Regions from separate parts of the Mus musculus genome. Here region 2 is linked to region 1. The links are chromatin loops, found by intact Hi-C in ENCODE. Cell type or tissue: gastrocnemius. All regions are shown on one strand. Links, peaks and the distances in the headings refer to the core of each region. The heading gives the core; the rest is flanking DNA. Region 1 holds the start of Rdx (radixin). Region 2 has its middle 14 kb from the start of Fdx1.

Region 1 (5,380 bases), core at 156-5,155:
AGGCGTGTGCAGCCCTGAGCATACTGCCAGTCTCTGGGAGTCCTGTGTCTAGAAGGCCTCTCTGGCTCTTTCAATCTTTCTACTTTCTCCTCTAAACGGTTCCCTGAGCCCTGAGGGGAAGACTCTGATGGAGACATACATGCATTTAGGTCTCTCTCTGCACATTGTCTTGCTGTGATGCCTGTATTTGTTCCCATCTACTACAGGAGGAAACCCATCTGGTGATGGCTGAGCAAGACACGGATCTATGGGTATAGCAAGATCTATGGGTATAGTAGAAAATAAGAGTAATTTTGTAGCTACATTCCTTTAGCAGAACAGTAGTATTTGCTGTCCCCTAGGTCCTTTCTGGTGTCAGCTCTTGGTCATACAAGCAGTGTCAGGGATAGGGTCCATCTCTTGGAGTGGGCCTGAAATCCAATTAGATAGAGGTGGTCACTCCCACGTGGCATTCCTCTTTTCAATGCCTATGTCTTAGAAAGGAAAAATCCTGTACTGCTCAATTTACCTTTCTAACCCTCACTCCCCACCCCACCCACCCCAGGACATCAATCACATGCTGCTGCCTTTCCTGGCTTCTCTGAGGCAACTTCTACCTACCACTTTCCTCTCACCTCCTCTGGGAAGTTCTCTCAGAGTGAATTGCTCTCTTCTGTGTCTCCCTGGACACTGTGTGTAAACTTTTATTACAGCCATATTACACAGCACTGTTGGCTTTCCTCACCACCTAAACAGACGCAGGATCCCAGCCTCACTTAAACTAGCAAGAGGCCTAGAGCTTTGTCTCTAAAACAAGACAAGCAAAATAAAACAACAACAAAAACCCTTCATCTATAAATTATTTTCTTCATTTAATAAATACATTTTCTTCATTTCAGGAAGTACTTTTGCGTGTGCTACTGAGACTAATGCTTTAAAATTCCAGATTAAATTATAGTTGGAATTCCAGAAGTGACAATGAGCAAACATACTGTGGCAAGTCTAGTAAGAGTGTAGCATAGACATTTTGGCAATATCTCATTTTACATTTTTCTTTAGAGACAGGGTATCAGTATATAGCTCTGGATATCCTGGAACTCACTCTGTAGACCAGGCTAGCCTTGAACTCTGCTTCTACATCCCAAGTGTTTGCATTAAAGATGTGTGCCACTAAACCTGACTATGATTTTAAAACATCTTATATGCTATTTAAAAATATATCTTGACATCTATTGAATAATATCAGGTATCTTTCAAGAACAAGACTGTTTTAGGAAGTACGTATGGTTCTTTCCTCCCCTGAAGCTGAACTGTTTGGGATTAGGCTTTGGGTAGTGGAAGAGCATTTAGGTGCTCAGCAAGGAAATTCAGTTCTCAGCACCAGGAGGCACACATACCAACACCACAGCATTGAAGGCTTTGGGATATTTTGATTGAATATTCAATACTTCATTTAAAAGTGCTAATATCTGATGTGAAGATCAAAATAAAGCAACGGTATGTGTGTTTCCTCTTTGATTTTGTATCTAATAGGTATTACTGTGATGGAGTTTTTAGTCTATTCCAGAGTATTTTCTTCAGATGTGTTCTGAGCTGTGGACCCTCTGAACGACTGACTCTCCCACCAAACTGCTTTTTAAATATTTGTCTCTGTTTCCATTTTCCCATCCACAATGTTTGAGAGTACCCTTTTTATCTTAGCAGCTTGAATACTATCTTTTACTTAAATATTTACGAATATGATGGCAACTGAAATGCTACAACTTGGGTTGCATCTGCTACTGCAGGACATAGGATAAGATCAGAGCTCTTAGATTCAGACTTTTGAGTCAAACATGCCTTTGGGGTTGGCCATGGCTCTGCCATTTCCTAGCCAGGTTATACTGACAACTAACTTTTTTGAAGCTCCCCTTTATTCATTAGCTTCTTTTAATGCCAATAATAGCTTTTACCTTGAGCCCAGGGTTGTTGTAATCATTAAACAAGGCAGTCATGTGAAAGCACTTCACTGTTCTGAACATAAGACCACGAATGAATGCTTCGTTTTCAGTTGCAAAGTGTACCACCGACTTCCGACTTTAGTTTGATTAGTGTACTACTTGGGACTCCCATGACATTTTTACTGTCCCTATCTTTGTTGCACCCGTGGGGAGAGGGTCCACAAGTATTCAGTTGGTGGTCTCAGAGAACCACCTAAACCTGTTTTGGCTACAAAGCACACAGCTGGTTCCCATCCTTGAGGAATTTGCAATCTAAAGACTTCTGAGATTAACCTGGAGTCTCTGGGGGCTTTTTAATTGTTTAGTGAGGTCTCTTGAGGGTGAAGGTGGTAGCTCACTGAGGAGGAAGCTCAGAGAAAGGATCTGCAGAGTCCCTGGAAGAGCTACTGTCTCAGGAAAGGCAAGTCTAAGGCTTCCCTAAAGATGGCGTATTTGTCCTGTAAGAATTACGTACATTCGCGTTATATTTGTATTGACAGTTCGTTTACGAAAGAGGTATTGAGTAAACGGAACGCGGTAGGCAGGTAAGGATTGAACCATTGCTGTGTGTACAAGTGGCACCAAGTGTTACTCTAAATCCCAGCAGAAAGTACTGAGGGCAGGCAGCACCGAGGTAACCCCACCAGAACGCAGCCTCGGTCTCTCTCTCTAGCGAGTGGATACAGTGAGACTATGGTCAGACTGGTAACTTTTTCCAAGTCTAGAATAATTTAGGTTTGGCTGCTCTTTGGGCCCTACTTCCAACTTTTTTTTTCCTTTCTCAGCCTACTCCTTCTAACCGCCAAGGAAGGAGTATCCCTGCTAACAACAAGAACAAAAAACCTGATCGCATTATAGGGTCATACCCACTGGCGTTTTGAGGGAAGTTAAAAACACTGCAAAATTTAAAACCAACCAGCCTTTCTAGCTGGTTAAAAACCTGCACACATTAATGTTCTTTTTGTTGTAAACACTGGGCCCACTTCCCTCTCCTAGCCCGGGATCCTGCAGCCTAGCACCGAACTGCACCCTGGAGCGGCTGCCGAGGGGATCCCCCCTCCTCCCGGGAACAGCTCCACCTCGGGGGCGCTGGAAACGCCCTCCGTGAGTTCCCTGGCACCAGCGGGAGTTTCAAGTTTCCACTCGCGGGGCGGGGGCAGGCGGCGGGCGCGCGGCGAGCTTCGGGCCGCGCGGCTCCGCTTCGTTCACTGCGGGCTTCGGACTCGGGCTGGCCCGCGGCGTCCTCGTCCCGCGGGGAAAGCTTCGCGAAGGCCCCGCAGCGCGTATTCTCCCCCCAACCCCCGGCTGAGGCCCACTCGATTCCGCCCGGGGCGGCCGGGAGACACGCTCGCGGGGTTGGCGCTCGAGCCCCGGCCTCGCCCCGCCACTGGCGGCCCGCGGGAGGAGGGGGCGCAGGGCGGCCCCGCCTTCCCCCCCGAGGAGGCGCCGGGCGGCCATATTGCCGAGCTGTCTGCGGCGGCTGCGGCGCGTCTTCTCTCAGGCGGCTCAGGGCTCGCACCGCCGACTCTCCGCTCGTTCGCCGCCAGCCACGACGCCCCCGCCGAGCCGCGCCTCAGCCAGCCGGCGGCGGGCAGGGAAGGAGCCACTCATTTTCGGGGTAAGCCCTGCTCGGCGCGCTCCCCCGTCCCAGGCCCCGGGGGCCGCTCTCCCCGCCGAGGCGCTGAGGTGGCGGCCAGAAGTTGCCGGGCTGTGGCGCCGCGGCCCGGGGCCTGGCGCGCCTCACAGACGGACTCGCGCCTGGCCGCCCTAGAGGCGCCGTGGTCGTTAACGGCTGAGCCACGCCACTTACCCGGAGTCTCCCGCCGCGCCGTCCGCCGTCGGCCTGGCCGCCCCGTGCGTCGGGCGGTGCGGGTTCCCGCCGCCGTGGACTGGGCCCGGGGCTCGGGTCGGCGCGCCCTCGGGGGCCGCATGGAGCGTAGGTCGCACGCTCTCTCGCAACCCGGGGACGGGGACCGCGAGGCTAGAACTTCTCCCCCGGCCTCCCGTTTGAAAGTCGGGGTGTTGGATTACTAGAGAGCGTGCGGACGCGCGAGCCGCGGAAAGGCCGTCGCGTTGCCGGGTCCCGCCGCGCAAGCCCGCGAGGCCAGGCCCGGGCTCCCGGCCGCCCTTACCTGGGGCTGCAGTCACGGCCCGCGCCCTCCGGGCCCCCCGGCTTGCCCGCACCGCGGAGTCGCCTGGCGCACAGTGAGCAGACCCCACCAGGAAACTCAGCTTTTCTGCCTTTCGGGGCTCCCAAACTCCCATCGCCCAGCCAAGTTTGAAAGGGAGTAGTGCGTTATTTCAGTTGAATAGTCCGTTCCTACACAGATGTTTCTGTAAACGTTGCCAGGATTCTGGGTGGTTTTGTTTTTTTTTCCTCCCTCCCCAGAAGAGTGGTTATTCATTGGAAATGTGTTTTAAGAGGTCAAGTTTATAATTTTTTTTTTTAAAGTACAGTTGAGATTTTGTAAAAAGAGGTGTGAGGGAGATGCCCGGTTGGCTGTGCGGAGGCACCAAGATTTGCATGATGTAAATGTAAAAGCCGAAGATAACAAGGGTTTATGTGATAAAAGAATACTTGGACACTGCAATCTATTGTTGACCGAGCATCTTTTTTTTTTTAATAGAATACTTATAAGACTGTGACGAAGCACAGAATAAACAATTGCCTTGTTCATTTTGCTGCATAAATAATGGCTTAATCTGCTTGCCAAAACTGCCCCATCAGATCTGAAAAGAGAGCCTAATGTTTAGGATTGCGGGCTTTTTTTTAATCTTTAGAATTCTGTCACTTGCACCAGTGTGTACTTTATCTTTCATAATAATAATTTCTTCAAATATGACAAAATGCAGACTCCTTTTCAGATTGTCAGTATGCTGTGAAAAGAACCACAGTGGCTTTCATTGCATAGATCCCTTTGAAAACTGTATTTTGGAACATTACTCGGGTAGTCATTAGGAAGTCTTTAGCTTGTCTGCGTGAGGAGGAGTTGCCCTCTGTGGGCCCTACAAACTCATTTGCTCATCTGTAGCTTCACACGGGAGAGAATGGAGGAGGGGCTCAAGAGATGTTTGTAGAGTAGATTTAATAGATTTTGCTGTGTGGAAAAAACACATGAATCTTAATTTTGTGGGGATTATGATTACCTGGGTAATTACACAGCTTCATTGCAGCATTTCTGTGTAATGGGTGGGGACAACAGGTTTGCTGTCTCCTTCTCTTAGTAGCTGTTAGTAGTTGGGGGTAGGGGGGATGGGAGATAGGTGCACCAACTGAGTTTTGTTCCTTGCTTCACCATTCCCAAGAGCAGAATGTATTTTTATTAACTGGTTTTTAATCTCTGGTGACTGGTTGGAAGACTTATTTTCACTTTTTCAATCTCTTAATATAAAATTATGTGCAGTCTAGTATAGTAGATCTG
Region 2 (5,380 bases), core at 240-5,239, 70 kb before region 1:
ACCTTGCACTCTCAACCATGTGTTCCAGAGCACAGCAGGCCATATACTACCATCTCAAATATAGCCAACAGCAGAAAGGCTCTTCTGGAGTACCATGTGTCATAGCGTCTCACTAACTGTCACCACTGGCCATTGTCTGCTCTGCAAGGCACTGAATGTTTGGATAGTTAGACAGTATTTATAGGGTCAAAATCAAAAGTATATCTCAGCACATTCCTAGGTGACTCATGGGTTCAAGATCCCTGAACCATGCAGAATCCTTGGTCTTCATATCAAAAATTCACATTGTTTGATGCTACATAACCCTGAAGATACTGTTTTGTCATTTATCTTTCTGTAAAAACAAAGCAAAGCAAATAAAAAACCAGAAGAGTTCCGTGTACTCTGTCCTCCTCTCCTGTCCCCAGAGTCCTTCCTCCGGTCATGTCAACTTTCATGTTATCACGTCACTGATTGATAAAAGTCAAAAATAACTTCCACCCAGCTAAATATCATGGTCAGTTTCCAGTTTTCCAGTTTTTGTCTCTCTTACTTCATCAGTACCACTTGTCATGTCACCAGCAAATGCCACACTTCCTCTCACAGTGTGAACTGACGTCACTCAGAGTTCTGCTCTTATCTTGGCCACTGCTTATTCTGTCTCATGGGTCTCCTTTGCTCCCCCAACTCTAATAAATGTTAGGGTGTTCCATGAACGAATCTTCAAACTTCTATTTCTCTCTGGTTTTATTAAAGGAATCTCAGGTCAGCTGCTGGATGAAAATACATCTACAGATCTGTATTTGCTAAAGCATAAATTTTTCACTCCAGGCCAGACCACTAGTCTAATATGATTTCCCAACACCGATTTAATATCTCCATGTAGAGACTAACATATACTTCAATTTAAAATGGCAAAAATGACTGGGATATGTGTGTGTGTGTGTGTGTGTGTGTGTGTGTGTGTGTGTGTATTGTATTGTATAGTGATTCCAATGTGTGTGTCTGTTTGTACATCTAAGTACATGTGGGAGAACAAAGGTCAATGTTGGGTACCTTCATCAATTGCTAAGTGCTTTTGAACCTCAGTTTTTGAAACAAGGTCTCCCATTGAACCTGGGACTTGCTGGTTGTCGTTGACTGGCTTGTCAGCAAGCCCCTGGGATTATGTGGCTCCTGAGTGCTGGGATTAATTACACTGCATCCAGATTTTGATGTGTGTGTTGGGAATCCAAATTCAGTTTTGTTTGCTTACTTTTGTTTTGGAGTTTTTCTGTCTTGGTTGGTACTTGATTGGGCTTTTTTTTTTTCCTTGTTAAAAGATTGTTTTTGTTAGAAATTGAGCTCAGGGTCTCCCACATGCACACGCCCTTCCGCTGAGCTAAACATCACCCCAGTGCTCTAGTTGTTCTTAGGCCAAATTAGTGGTCATGGTAGGAGTTCTATTGAGATTTTATTTATTGTATATATGTGAGTATACTGTTGCTGTCTCCATACACACCAGAAGAGGGCATTGGATCCTATTATAGATGATTGTGAGCCACCATGTGGTTGCTGGGAATTGAACTCAGGACCTCTGGAAGAGCAATCAGTGCTCTTAACCACTGAATCATTTCTTCTGCCTAGGAGTTCTATCCTTTACACCACATGTAGTCAATTGATCAGTACTGCAGGCTTTCCTTTGCTATCTTTAGGGATTTTTGCAAATGGCCCCTCACCAGTTAGTCTTTGCTTATCATAAACAGCATCTACTCTCTCTCACTCCCTGCCTCCCTTCCTTGCTTTATCATTACAGCACTCATCAGCCCTTCGCACGCATGCTTCTTTTGTTTCCATGGCAATGCTTCCTACCCTCAGAATTTAGCGATTCTAATACTGTACTCCCAATGTCTAAGTCAGCATTGTGTCATTGTACCTTTCAGTAAGTATTGCCTGGGACTTGAGAGTCTAAGTCAACTGAAACAGACAAAAACTCATTCAAGTGTCTGAGATTCATATATATCCCAGACCAGATTTCCTTACATAAGGTAGAGAAAAAGAGTGTAATTGTATAAATGATGTATCTACCTAGAGGATTTTTCAGAGAGACAAAGTTTGCATATTAAAAACAGCAATCAGGGCCTAAGAGACTGTAGCATTTTCCGAATAAAGCCTAAAAGCTGGGCTGATCTCTAGAAACCACACGAAAGTGGAAGGAAAGACCCAACTCTACAAAGTTGTCCTCTGGCTGCTACATGTGCCGTGACAGTTGTTTCCCTAAGTAATATTGATGATAATGCTAAGAAGAACAAGCAGTTGAGTATCAGTGACACGGGTGTAAGGTGCATCTTCTGAGAGCTCCTCCTAGCCCAGGTAATGAAGTCATGTATCCATGAGGCACAATAATAAGGTCTGGCAATTCTATCTATGAATGAGCAGACAGTTTGGAAGAAGAAACACTACATCTAAGTGCTACATACTACATTTGTATCGTATCACCTCCATCTCCATTAATATGTTGAAATCCTACCTGATCCCACAGATAGGAGGGTCGTCCTCTTTGGAAGATGATTACTACTGGGTCAAGTGGGCAGATGTCCGTGAATTGGATTAGTGTCCAGTGAAAAAGACCCTACAGAGATCCTCTAGTCAACCTTCCTTACCGTAAAATTGTTTTCATTGCTTCTTTATATTTATGAATCATAATATAAATATGTGCACTTTCCAATGGTCTTAAGCAATCCTTATGAAAGGGTCATTCACCCCCTAGGGGTAGAGAGCCACAGATTGAAACCTCTACAAGGTCTTCTACCATGTGACATACCATAAGAAAGTGTCATCTGTGAGACAGCTGGTCCTAACATCACATCACATCTGTTGCTCTCCTAACCCTCTTTGCCAGCCTCTGTAGCTTGGGAGGGAATCTCCCAAGCAGATCCAAGTAAGGACAGTGCTGGCCACTTCCGCCCGCTAGGTGGAGCCCGAGGAAACAGAAAACAGTCTCTGGTAGCTTGCAAAACTGGAGATTCCAAGACCAGCCCTGAAGGGCATGTGCCAGGTCCAGTGGCCTCCTCAGTTGGTTGGAGTCAGGGGAGGGGAAAGAGTCTGAAATGAACTAACAGAGTAAACAGCAGGCACAGCAACTCCAGGTACAAAGAATAACAAACCAGTTTAGTCTGGAGCTGAAGGGCGTGCTTTTGTTTTCACAAAACTTTGAACCTTAGAAATGAGGGGGTCAAAGGTGCATTTGGGACACTCTCTTGATTAGAAGTAAAAGATTAATAGTTATATTAAAATTAAACCTATTGCTGACAGGATAGCTCAGTAGCTCTTGCCACTAAGCTTAGATGTCCTGAGTTCGGTTCTCAGGACACACAGACAGACTCCCTGGGGTTGATCTCTGACTTCCATGCATGCACATCCATACTCTCACACAAACAAGTAAAATAGGTGTGAATTTTTAAAACATAAAGTTTTAGGCTGTAGCTTTAGAACAAGTACATGGAGGAGAGGAGAAAAAAGGTATTAAGGAGGATGTTTGTAATCCCCCCAACTAGCTGCAGCTGGCCAATGACACCTAGGAGTATAGTTCTGCATAATTTGATCATTGTGATAGTTAAAAAGTTAACAAAATGTGTTGAATTATATTTCACAGATATGCCTTTTGACCGCTTTAAAACGTGTCACATATCTCATCATCAGAAAATATCACACAGAGACTTGCCAACAAAAGGAAGGACCCAAGAGGCAGGACAATCTTGGGTTCAAAGGCTGCCTGGGCTACATGGGAAGTCCCGGTCTCAGAAAATAGTAAAAAGGAGAGGAGAGGAGAGGAGAGGGGAGAGGGAGAGGGAGAGGGAGAGGGAGAGGAGAGGAGAGGAGAGGGGAGAGGGAGAGGGAGAGGGAGAGGGAGAGGGCCAGGGAGAGGGAGAGGGAGAGGGAGAGGGAGAGGGAGAGGGAGAGGGAGAGGGAGAGGGAGAGGGGGAGGGGGAGGGGGAGGGGGAGGGAGAGGGAGAGGGAGAGGGGGAGGAGAGGGGGAAGGATGGATGATTATGATGCTTTTAGTGCATATGCAGCTGGGTGAGGAGACACTGAGGTTCCAACATAGCCCCCATCTCCTCTTTTCATCAGCCCAGAGTAAGCTGAATGAAGACGATAAAGACCTTGGGAACTTGATAATATTGGCTCAGCAGCCTAAGGACCTCCATAAGTTGAGGATTGATGTCTTAGTCTATCCAGTCTACTATAACACAATATCTTGGGCCGGGCAATTTACAAGTAATAGAGATTTGTCGCTTACAGTCCCAGGGCTTAGAGATGCCATGGTGAATGCACTAGTAGTCTGGATGTTTCATTGTTGTGGATGGGCCTGGTGCTGTTTGTATTTTGATGCTAATTCTGCTCTCCTGGGAGGGGCTTCAGACAAGGAGTGAGTCACACGTACTCAGATGACTTCTTGTGAACCAATCCCCTAATGAATAAAGGAACCAATCACTGGGTGAGTAGGCGGGACTTCCAGGTTGGACAGAGGAAGAGAGGTAGCAGGAGAGAGCTAGGTACTTTTGGACGGGGATAGTGTGAGGACAGGGATAGCATGAGGACAGGATGTAGCTACTAGTGTCTCCTAGTTTCAATGGCAGATCTGTCAGGATTCTCCACCAGAGGATTTAAATTTAATAAGGTTTACAAGAGTAGGATTCCTTTCTGAACTAAGTTTGTGTTGTGTTTTCCTTCACGCGGAGGTTCATCCAGGTTCAGGAGAGAAAGTTATGGCAGCAAAGTGTGGGTTTGCTGGAGGTACACCACAAAGGCCGTGGGGGGTTTGAAGCACAAGGTTGGCATGGTAGCAAACTGCCAGTGGGAACCTAGCAAACTGGGTGGAGAGATTTTGGAGTTCTGAGTCAGAGTCTCCATGAGAGAAAACAGGTCGGCCACTGCCCACCCATGCTTGGTTGGCCAGACTGCTGGAGCAGCGGTATAAGTGCTGGAGCAAGTCGATTTTGTTTTGTTTTGTTTTGTTTTAAATATTTCCCACAACATTTCATATATTATCCAGACATTGATGTTTTCCTCTCTCTTTTCTCAGTGGTAGGAATCATAATCAGGGCGTTGTGAATGCTATGGAAGTGCTCCACAACTGAACTCTACCCCAAGTCTTAGATAGTGCCTCTTGCTGAGTTCTCGTGTGACTGCATGACAAAAGTGGGAAAGCAGGCTTGCTTCAGTTTCCTTTAGAGAGGCACTAATCCCATTCAGGAAGGCAGAACCCTCAGGACTTTGTTGCCCATCCCCCCTCTCAGAAGCCCTGTTTCGTTGTTTGTTTTTTAATTTTCATTAGATATTTTCTTTATTTACATTTCAAATGTTATCCCTTTTCCTAGTTTCCCCTCGAAAAATCCCCTATCCTATCCCCCACCCCCTG

The links. Peaks named below come from ENCODE experiments on the same cell type or tissue, not always from the same donor. Only the 100,000 strongest peaks of a DNase experiment are listed, where the experiment ranks them.
Region 2: it touches region 1 in a loop (3-fold over the local background); 8 of 42 quality-filtered maps call a loop at or near these places.

Annotation. Positions count from the first base shown.
Region 1 is chr9:52,044,857-52,050,236 of GRCm38, forward strand. Rdx (radixin) reads left to right here and starts at 3,085. Exons shown (of 14, transcript NM_009041.3): 1 at 3,085-3,576. It also overlaps the pseudogene Gm6981. In gastrocnemius, for the core only: a CTCF peak has its summit at 3,014; DNase peaks (open chromatin) are centred at 3,126, 3,364 and 3,993; H3K4me3 peaks cover 3,011 bases; H3K27ac peaks cover 3,019 bases.
Region 2 is chr9:51,974,659-51,980,038 of GRCm38, forward strand. No RefSeq gene overlaps it. Among named protein-coding and RNA genes, the nearest start is that of Fdx1, 14 kb to the left of the region's middle. In gastrocnemius, for the core only: a CTCF peak has its summit at 2,922 (motif pointing right); a DNase peak (open chromatin) is centred at 2,939; H3K27ac peaks cover 261 bases.